3 separate regions of the Homo sapiens genome follow, and regions 1 and 2 are each linked to region 3. The links are chromatin contacts, found by Hi-C or POLR2A ChIA-PET in ENCODE. All regions are on one chromosome and are shown on one strand. Each heading gives the region's core, a stretch centred on a gene start or an enhancer-like site at or near the end of the contact. The rest is flanking DNA. Distances are from core to core; before and after follow the strand shown.

Region 1 (3,194 bases), core at 536-3,035, 1.4 Mb before region 3:
GGCACACGCCTGTAGTCCCAGCTACTTGGGAGGCTGAGGCAGGAGAATCGCTTGAACCTGGGAGGCAGAAGTTGCAGTGAGCTGAGATGGAGCCACTGCACTCCATCCTGGTGACAGAGCAAGACTCCGTCTCAAAAAAAAAACAAAAAGATGTCTTTCCATGGAGACAAGGGCAAGGAAGGAGACCAGTCTTTATCTTTTAACTAGAGATGCTCTAGTACTGGATATTATGGCTGAAAAAAATTCAGTCATTTAATAGGTATAAAGTAGTACTTAATTATAAATTCTTTCTTTTTTCCTTTTTTGTTTTTTTTAGAGATGGTGTCTCGCTCTGTTGCCTAGGCTAATCTCGAACTTCTGGGCTCAAACGATGTTGAATATAGGCTAGCACATCATTATAATTTTTTTTTTTTGAGTTGGGGTCTTACTCTGTTGCCCAGGCTGGAGTGCAGTGACATGATCATAGCTTACTGTAGCCTCAAACTCCTGGCATCAAATGATCTTCCTGCCTTGGCCTCCCAAAGTGCTGGGATCACAAGCATGAGCCATTGCTCTGGCCTTTATTATAATTCAAATTGACCTTTCTTACATAAAAATTGTTGAATGGTTTATATCATCACTACTCTTTCTCTGACAAATGACAGATGAGCTGAATTTGCTCAAATTAAGCAAAAAAGAGGATATATTGATTCTCTTATCTGGTGAGTCTGGGCATGGCTGTATCTGGGAGCTCAAATGGTCTTAGGTATTACTAGGTCCCAGGCTGTTTTCTACTCCTGGCCCTGACTTGCTGTGTGTCAGCTTTGTTTCTAGGCAGCCTCTCTAAATCCAGAGGCAGTGATGGTCATAGGCAGTTCCTGGTTTATATTCTATAAGTTTAGCAGCTGCAGTGGAAGGCAAGATCTGCTTAGGCTTAGAGCCTGTCCCATTGCCGAGCCTCAGTGGGAACTCTGGGTAGAAAGACCTGGTCCCTGTGCCCCCCTTTAAGGCAGGCTCTGGGGTCAGTCCTACTTGAGCCACCTGGATTAAAGATAAGAGGCAGTTTCTGAAAGAAGGTTTAGTTTTGTTGCCAAAATAATAGATGCTGGGTAGGCAAAACCAATAGAAATGCAATCTAGTATTTTTGTGGGCCAATTTGATTTCTCATTCTGTAACAAGTCTGTGACCTTTAATAGACAAGCAGATATGGCTATGTCCCTTGTCCATGGTCACATAACTAACAAGTTGGCAGAGCCAGAATTTCAGTCTAACTTTGTCTGACTTCACAGCCTGGCCTCTTTCCAGTACCAGAGCTTCTTAAACTTTCTAGCGTAGCACCCCCAGTGGTAGGAAGTATGAGCACACACTCTGGAGTGTGAGGTTATGGCCCAGCAACCTATGAGAAGCCTACATTTCCTTTGAAGTCTAGTTCGTTTAATGTTAAATCATTAAAAGTTTGCATTCTACTCTATAAAATGTTCATTGCAGTGCAGAAAAAGGTTTTATATGACCTAGGGAATAAAATTGATGCTCAAAGAAGAGTCCTGTTTGTCTTGTGGCGAGCCCTGCTGGCCACATATCCTAGTATGAGAAGCTCAACACTACCCTGTGCTGGGTGTTCAGTTGCCGTTCTCTATTTTCAGCAGGGATTTAATGACTCACTCTTTAGAGTTGTAGGCAGCATAAAGTGAGGTAACACAAACATCAGAAACATAAAGAAAATTGAATTTTGTAAAGAGCACACTGTTGTCATCTCAGATTTCAAGGGTACCTCTGACCTTAAGGTTTCCTGCCAGTGCTGTACAGTTTCCCCAACCAGCTGTGGTTGTTGGCCGCCCTGCTCTTTGTGACTCATACCCAATAAACTGGTTTTGGTGAGAAAGGGCACTGTTGATGACTCAGGATACCTTTCATGTGTTTTTAGTATATTAAAGTTTGCATTCATTCTGACTTCAGTTAAGATGAACGTTATATTTTAGACTACATTTAGTTTTGTAGAAAACCATGGGGCTGTAATGTTGAAGAACAAGAATACAAAAAATAAATCTTAGTACTAAAGGTCAGTTTTCATTTTTGCAAAATACCCTCCTAAAAGGAGACTTTGAAGGTTTATTATGAGGGAATTCTTTTCCCTTGAGACTTGGATTTTTTTTTTCATTATTATTTTCATCTTATTAGGACCTTTTCATTCAAAGAACCATTATGACACAAGGCTTAGGTTGTTAGTTTTTTATTACTAATCTAGGACTGATGACTTTTCAAAAACCAAGTGTGAGTTTATAAACTTGTTAGAAGTAATTGTTTTGTATTATATAAATTAATATGTGAACTGTGATTAAAGTTTGCATTTATATCCTAAGACTGCTGTCTGCTAATGGATGTTAATAGTGATACGTACTAGAAGTTGAAGGTTGTATTGGGGTATCTTGTAATGAGTGTAATTAGTTTTGAAGAAATCTCTTAAATTCTCTCTCCAATGAAATTTCTGCCTTTCAGAGTAGAATGCATGATTATTGCCAATGATGCCACCGTCAAAGGAGGTGCCTACTACCCAGTGACTGTGAAAAAACAATTACGGGCCCAAGAAATTGCCATGCAAAACAGGCTCCCCTGCATCTACTTAGGCAAGTCACCAGAGTGGTAAAATAAACTATTATTAGCTGGTAAAATGCAAGATAGTTTGGAAGGCTGTATGTATTACATTTGGGATGGGTATTTTATAAACCTGTTGATTTCTCCTGTAATTATAAAGGAAACACAGGTTCTTTGCTGAAAACTCTGGGGGAAAGTAAACAAGAACTGTTCATAGTACTAGTGCATAATACTCATACATTTTGACGCATGCCAGTTTTTTTCTCTATGTGTTGTGTGGTTTTTTTTTTTTGTTCTCTAGATCCTGTTTTTCTTTTAACTTTATGGATCATACTATGAAAAAAATAGTAGCAAGTATTTATAGATCTCTTGAGTGCCAGGTACTGAGTTAAATGTGCAAGTATTATATAATTTGAGCAGATGTAATTTAAAGTAAATTTAATTTCCAGTGAAAGTAAACTTATATTTGAAATTAAAACACATTTAAATCAAAGAACCTGAAAGCAAAGCAGTTTAAAATGGGCCTTTCCTCCGGGCGCGGTGGCTCACGCCTGTAATCCCAGCACTTTGGGAGGCCGAGGCAGGCGGATCATGAGGTCAGGAGATGGAGACCATCCTGGCTA
Region 2 (3,401 bases), core at 355-2,854, 1.2 Mb after region 3:
CAGACCCCTGTTGTTGGCAGCCATACATCTCTCATCAGAGTAATCAGTACCCCAGTCTGAGGACCACACGGGGCAAGTCTGTTAATGCTTAGTTAATGGATAAGAAGTATTTGCCCAGACATGCTGTCAACCAGACAGGCATCTTCATGCGAGTGAGGAAAAGAAGGCTCAGAGCAGAACCAGCACTGTCAGGGTGGATGCTTGAAGTCTAGGAAGCAGGAAGGAATCCCTGCCTACCATGTGCTGGGTTTCCATAAAAAACATCATTTAGGCTAGGCACGGTGGCTCGTGCCTGTAATCCCAGCACTTTGGGAGACCGAGGCAGGTGGATCACGAGGTCAGGAGATCGAGACCATCCTGGCTAACACGGCGAAACCCCCTCTCTACTAAAAATACAAAAAATTAGCCGGGCGTAGTGACGGGCACCGTAGTCCCAGCTACTGGGGAGGCTGAGGCAGGAGAATTGCGTGAACCTGGAAGGTGGAGCTTGCAGTGAACTGAGATCGCACCACTGCACTCCAGCCTGGGCGACAGAGCGAGACTCCGTCTCAAAAAAAAAAACAAAAAAACAATCATTTAATAATAACAATAGATGCCCTAAGAAATAAAGCAGGGAAGGGCCTGACAATACAGCTGCAACACACAGAATTAGGAGTGATTAGTAGGAACAAAGGAAGGGCCAGTTAATGTTTTGGGCAAACAGGGTGACTTGACAGGTGCAGCATGTGCTCTGTACATACAGTGGTGGCGAGGGTTAAGAGTGGCCTCCACACAGCATCAGGTTTAGTCATGTAAGATGTGCTTCCAGGACTAATTGACATTTGCTATTATATCCTTTGGCAACAGTGCTCCCTTTGTTAATGTCCTTGAAGGAAATAGAAAACCTTCTGGTTTTGATTTTGCTTCATTGACCCTTCTTTGACCTGCATCTGGTCCTGGCAAGGTGGTGTGTATCTCAGATGCACTTTAGAAGTCATGACCTGAGACTAAACTTAATCCTGGTGGAAAGAGGGGAAGGAAAGTCATGCTGCGGGTTTGTGACCTTTATGTCAATGGCTAGGGGGACAGAGGCACCTCAGTGCTACTCTAAACAAAGGGCTCCCTGAGGTCCCATGCATTTGTTCCGTGCCACCGCCTGCTTTGCCCTTGGGAATAAAGCTCTATCCCTATGTTCCTCTGAAGTTCCCCTTTCCATCAGGGATTACCTGACATGCTTTTCCTTGGAGGACAGAAACCCATCTTTGTGGGGGCTCATGCTATAGAGGCTACAACCCTTCAGAGAGCACTTTCCAAAAAGAGAATTCTAGACGGGAGGAGTCCGCTGTATAATCTGCCCCAACACTTGTTTACCTTGACATTTCCTTCTGGGAGATTTCTGCTATTAAAACATGGAGCTTTGTTCCGGGAAAGAGGTCATCTGCTTGCACGGGAACACTTGTCCACGGCGACAGTCAGACAATGTATTCCTCGGATTTTTCTTCTCCCTGCTCGCTCCAAGGCCAGCAAGGGCTGGTTTTCTTGGCTTTTGGCACTGAAGGCAACAAAGCCTGTGGTGTGCTTGCCAGATTCTGCGGCCACAATTGAGCCAAAGCTGTTCTTGAAATGCTCTTTCCACTTGGGCACACGGCCCTCCCACTCCCACTTCCTGTACCCAAGGGAACCTTCTCCTACCACCTGCTCAGCCCAGCCTCTCTTTCCAGCGCCATCTAGCCTGCTCAATGCAGAGGACTTTATCAGGTCATCTCTGACTCATTTCAAATGGTTATTTATACCACCTGCATTTATAATTAACAGCAAAGGGGAGTTCTTCAGGAGTTGAAGTAGCAACCCAAAGCAGATGTTAAAGACCCCAGAGAATAGAGGCTGAGGGCAGCTGACCTAAAAGAATCTCACTGTGTTTAGGAAGAATGAAGTGAGTGAAATGAAGGAGGCTAGGAAAATGAAGACGGCTAGGGAGGAAGCATGAGAGTGGATCCCTATAGCTCTGTGGCTTCAGAAAAAGGAAATGAATCACTTGGATTTGACTACAGATATTGTATATAAGGTGACAAATTCTGAGAGTTTCCTGAATGCAGGGCCATTTGATTCTCATTCTGGGCTCAGCCTCATCTCCCCCATGGGAACCCCAGCCCCAGCAGCCTGTCACCAACCCAGAGGCTCTGAAGACAGTGGCCCTGGGAGAGACAGGACTTCTCTTTTCAAAGTAAACACTGACAAAAACCACTTAAGATGTCCATGGTCAGGAGATGACACTAAGAGTAATTAAAATCAAATTCTGAATCCTCTTCTAGCACTCACATCACAAATCATGGTGCCAGGAAGGGAAATAGACCAAGTAAACAGGCAATGTCAGGGAAAGGCCTGAAAGTAGGCTCTGAAGACAATGTCAGTCTTTAGAGTGATCCAGTCAGGAGGCAGGACAGCGGGGATATTTATACCCCTGCAACAGTAGGTCCTTAGTTGAGGACACCTCCCAGCAAAATGTAAACTTCCAGGTATGTTCCTACTCTGCTAACATATTGGTTCCAGCAGTCATTGATGTCATTTACAGCATGGAAATTCTCTGGCTAAGAGAAACAGAAGCTGGTTGTTGGGATGAGACTAGACAGGTGCTTGCCAATGGTAGAGGGACCCAGGCATGGGTGGAGCACTGACACCAAGAGCTGTCCCAGATGTCCTCAGGTCCAAAGCTCGTGCTTCCCCACTGGCACATGCCCTTGCCACAGACACGGCTAGAAGGCTATAGGCGTTCTGCATTCACAGGCTGCCATCCTGGAGGCAGGGTTGGTGGGGGCAGGGCCTATTTATAATGCCATCTCAGGGGACAAAGAAGGGGCAAAAACCCATTGTTCTTATGCCGCACAGTCACAGAAAGCCTCAACTTTTAAGCTTGTGGGTATAGCAGAGATAAAATTAGAGGATGGAAAGATGTCACCATTCAATTTTAAATTCCCAGACCCAGACTGTCTCTAAGGCACTATAAATTAATATTTTCTACATTTCCTAAAATTATCTTGTAATTAGCCCATTTATATTGTGTGACACTTCCTTCTGTGATGGGCCATTTTTGGTTTATTTTTAGAATTAATAGATTATGAACAGAATGTAACAATGATTTAAATCATAATAGTTATGATATTCTGTTTTATCAATTTTTAAATTATATTATTTTGCTACAAAATTTTTGATGTCTTGTTTCAGACCAATATTTTTAATAGCGTTTTGTGTATAAACATCAGCAAAGTGTGACATTTCTTATTAAATGAATCATTTTCTTAAATATAAATATTAGGCCACAATTTTCATTAGCTAGTTTTGGTATCTTTCATTGTTAACACACAGGAAACTTTGATATAAGAAGAGGGAAAATGAGCTCTCTGAACTCCTGAGATGGCTGCAGA
Region 3 (3,594 bases), core at 23-2,522:
ATGTCAGTGATATGAGGACTTTTTAAAGAAACAAAATAAAGAAACAAGATACACAAAAATAGAGCAACTATGGCCAATCTTGTTTCATCCCTTTTCATCTATGACCTTACTCATACCCCTATCCATAATAAATGACTTTCAGCAAATCCTAGATGTTCTGCATCCTATATCTTTCTAACAGATATTCTTAAAAAGTATGACCACAATACCATTATCCAATTATTCCTTGTTCAACAAGCACTTACAATTTCATCCATGTGAAAGGCACCTCATGATTTTTACTTGAGGATGAAGATAATTTCTCATGAATTCTCATTGTTTTAAGTCACCTGAAGAGGTGTGATATGCTACAATAAATCTATTTGTAGGGCTTGGCTTCAAGAACTGAAGATTCTGGACCTAGCTGATCTGGTGACAGTGAACTTGAGACCTCTAATAGCGTTTAACTATTTTTTTTTAACTTTTGGAAAGCAAGGTGTAGGAAGGGGATTTAGTTTTTCCATTAGGTCGTGGCATGTTAAGACTTGTTTCTTTTTCCAAAATGTTCAAGTTGCTGAAGAGAACTATGGACTATGGGTCAGGAAGTCCGTCGGTTTCGGGTCACATTCCGCTCCCGCAGGCCTGCGGGCCGCCCCAGCTGGTTTGTTCCCGGCGTGTTAGAGGTCAGAGGCCGAGGCCGCACTCAGTGCCTGGGTCTCGCGCAGCTCCAGGGCTCTCAGGCGACACTGGGCGTTTCCTTTCCGGCTTCGGAAAGTTTTGTTTTGGTTCAAGGAAAGGCGCCCTGTTGACCAAAGGCTTCTCAGTCTCCTCCGGGTGGCCAGCGGCCAAGTTTCCTCCAGCCCAGCGAGTCCAGACTATAGTCCGTTCGAGATCCTCGAAGGCCGGGGAAGCGAGTCTTGTGAGGAGAGAAAGCGAGTGGGCAGCCAGCCTGCCGACTCCACTGCCGCTGGCTGGCCCTTCTCTTCCCTCTGTCCCTGGGCCAGTGCCCGTCGCACCACAAACAGTGCGAGCAGTCTCCCCGGTGACTCCTCAAGGACCCAGTTCTCCACCATTCCTAAGAGAACACTCAACCCAGCCGCGCCCGGGATGCAGAGAGATCTACCAACACCCGAGAATGGGGACAGGGCGCATGCGCACACCGTGGCCGTGGCGTCTAAGTGCTCGCCCAGCTGCGGCAGCCGCTAGGTGGCGCATGCGCCCTGGAAGGTGCGGGCCGGTCTCTGGGAAGAAGGCGGCGGCGGCGAAAGGCGGGGGTGCTGTGGGGGCCGGGCCGTGTTTACACAGCGGCGGGCGGGCGCGGACGCGGAACCCGGCGCGGCGGCGGCACGATGGTCATGGCGTATTTCGTCGAGAATTTTTGGGTAAGCTTAGGATGTTGGAAGTCGTGTGTTTCGAAGTCCAAGGCTTTTGGCGCCTGAGCTTGGCCTGCGTGCGCTTCGGGCGGCGGCGGCGGCCCCTCCGGCAGGGCGAGCGTCCTCCTGCCGCGTCCCGCCTGGGTGAGGTCCGGCGGGCGACCGGTCGCCAGCCTATAGGGACTCCCGGGCTCGCAGCCCTATGGGGACGGGGGCTGTCACCGCGGCCCGGGGGCCCGCAGCGGGGCCGCCGGCCACCGGGGCTGGGACAAAGCGCCGGATGGGGCGGGAGACGGGACCCAGCCCCACCGGAGGCTCCCGGTGCCGCGCTCCGCGCGGGGCGTGCGCGGCAGCTCGGACGCGAAGGACGGGCCCGCGGCACAGCCGCCTCCCGCTGCGCGCTGGCTGGGAGCGCCGGGCGGTGGGGTTTTGCCTCCTGCCCTCACCGCGGGCCCCCCATCTGAGCGATCCCTTTTACCTCTGACGGTTTCCACACCAAATCCAGTGCGGGGTTGGGCTGGACTAGCACTTCCTCTCAGCCTCGCAGCTCGGCTCGTGGGTTTGCGCCCAGGACTTTGCCTCTGGGCCTGTTCACAAAGCGTTTAAAAGTTGGATTTAATGTAACTGGACTCCTTGGGCTTAAATGCATGGAGACCTCCCCCTACTCTGTGCTCCTTCCCCTTCCTCATTCTTTCCACCCCTTGTCTTAGCTCAGTATTAGATTCTTCTTTGAGAATTTCTCCGGCTCCCGGTGGAGTATTTTTCTGCAGTTATTGTTTTTTTTTTTGTAATGGGAAGTACAGTTCAGCCATGTACAGGAAAGGAACGTGTTTACTCAGGTATCTTTCGTGAATCCCATTTTATGCCCTGACAGTTGCAAGTACTGCAGGTCCATTTTCGTTGAGATTTAGACATATTTAAAGGGGTAATCTTTTAGCTAGTAAGGAATGTATGTTAAATTCTTAATTCTAAGTGCCTCAAGCATGGTCTTGGTTAGTAATCAGATCAGTTCATAGTTATTTATTTGTCTTGAATGTACCTTGTTTTCCACAAAGAACGTATATACTAGACCTTAGGTGTTTTGTTTTTTAAACAGCTTTATTGAGTTCACATTTCCGTACCAATACACTCATTTAAAGTGTAGTACAATTCAGAGGTTTTTTCATATGTTCATAGAGTTGTGTAAACATCACCATATCAGTTTTACAACAATTTCGTTATCCCAGAAAGAATCCCTAGACCCATTAGCAGTCACTCCCCATTTTCCCCCTGCCCCAGGCCTAGGCAACTAATGTATTTTCTGCCTCTCTGCATTTGTCTAGTCTGGACATATCCTATAAATGGGGCCATGGTGACCAGTTTCTTTCACTTAGCATAATGTTCTCAAAGTTTATCCATGATGTAGCATGTATCACTACTAATTCCTTTTTATGGTCAAATAATATTCCATTCCACATTTTATTAATATTTATCCAATCAGTGATGGACATCTGGTTGTTCCCACTTTTGGGTTATGAATAATGCTGCATGAACATTTTTGTACAAGTTTTTGTGTGAACATATGTTTTCATTTCTTTTGGGAATGGGATTCCTGGGTCAAATCGTAGCTCTATGTTTAACATTTTGAGGAACTGCCATACTATTCTGAAGTGGTTGTAGCATTTTACAATCCCACCAGCAATATCTGAGGGTTCCTCTCCACATGCTCACGAACACTTATTTGTCCTTTTTATTATAATATAGTGAGTGAACGTGAAGTAGTATTAATATTTTATTGTGGTTCGATTTGCGTTTCTTTGATGCTTAACATCACAGTTAATGTGCTTATTGCCTATTTTTATATTTTCTTTGGAGAAATGTCTATTTAGATTAATTGCCCATTTAAAAATTGGGTTGTCTTTTTTTATAATTGAGTTGTAAGAGTTTTTTTTTTTTTAATATTCTGGATACACACCTTATCTGATACATAATGTGCAAACATTTTCTCCCATTCTGTGGCCTGCCTTTTCATTTTCTTGATGCTGCTCTTTGAAGTAACTCATAAGTTTTTATTTCTCGTGAAGTCTTGGTGAAGTCCATCTTATCTATTTTTTTCTATTACTTGTGCTTTTATTGCATCTAACCCAAAAATTATTTGCCTAACCCAAAAATTACGCCTTTTTTCTTGTTTTCTTGTAAGGGTTTTATAGTTTTACTTCTTCTGTTTAGTTCTATGATCCATTTGAAGTTAATTTTTGTGTAT

Evidence for each region. A loop is a pair of places that touch in the nucleus more often than their neighbours do. ChIA-PET counts read pairs that join two places held with the same protein, here RNA polymerase II (POLR2A). Pooled maps may share reads with other maps.
Region 1: a map of CD4-positive, alpha-beta memory T cell shows a loop between it and region 3 (11-fold over the local background). The contact joins the enhancer-like site here to the promoter of FCHO2 in region 3. A Hi-C loop is called at or near these places in 1 of 168 maps with a recorded cell type or tissue (CD4-positive, alpha-beta memory T cell) and 2 of 50 pooled maps. POLR2A ChIA-PET finds 5 or more read pairs at or near these places in 1 of 52 experiments (Panc1).
Region 2: a loop to region 3 is called in a map with no recorded cell type, with 10 times the contacts of the local background. The contact joins the enhancer-like site here to the promoter of FCHO2 in region 3. A Hi-C loop is called at or near these places in 2 of 37 single-sample maps with no recorded cell type.

The regions. Positions count from the first base shown.
Region 1 is chr5:71,600,031-71,603,224 of GRCh38, forward strand. MCCC2 (methylcrotonyl-CoA carboxylase subunit 2) reads left to right here. Exons shown (of 17, transcript NM_022132.5): 5 at 2,476-2,603. Among named protein-coding and RNA genes, the nearest start is that of MCCC2, 14 kb to the left of the region's middle. Within about 2 kb of position 1,786, at least 19 of the 41 ENCODE cell types and tissues checked have a DNase peak (open chromatin) inside an H3K27ac peak, as active enhancers do.
Region 2 is chr5:74,199,892-74,203,292 of GRCh38, forward strand. No RefSeq gene overlaps it. Among named protein-coding and RNA genes, the nearest start is that of LINC02122, 98 kb to the left of the region's middle. RefSeq lists enhancers at 1,728-1,797, 1,818-1,867. Within about 2 kb of position 1,605, at least 10 of the 41 ENCODE cell types and tissues checked have a DNase peak (open chromatin) inside an H3K27ac peak, as active enhancers do.
Region 3 is chr5:72,954,769-72,958,362 of GRCh38, forward strand. It overlaps FCHO2 (FCH and mu domain containing endocytic adaptor 2), which reads left to right and starts at 1,273. Exons shown (of 26, transcript NM_138782.3): 1 at 1,273-1,361. The coding sequence starts at 1,329. FCHO2-DT (FCHO2 divergent transcript) reads right to left here and starts at 1,116. Exons shown (of 2, transcript NR_186392.1): 1 at 246-1,116. RefSeq lists a silencer at 1,166-1,865.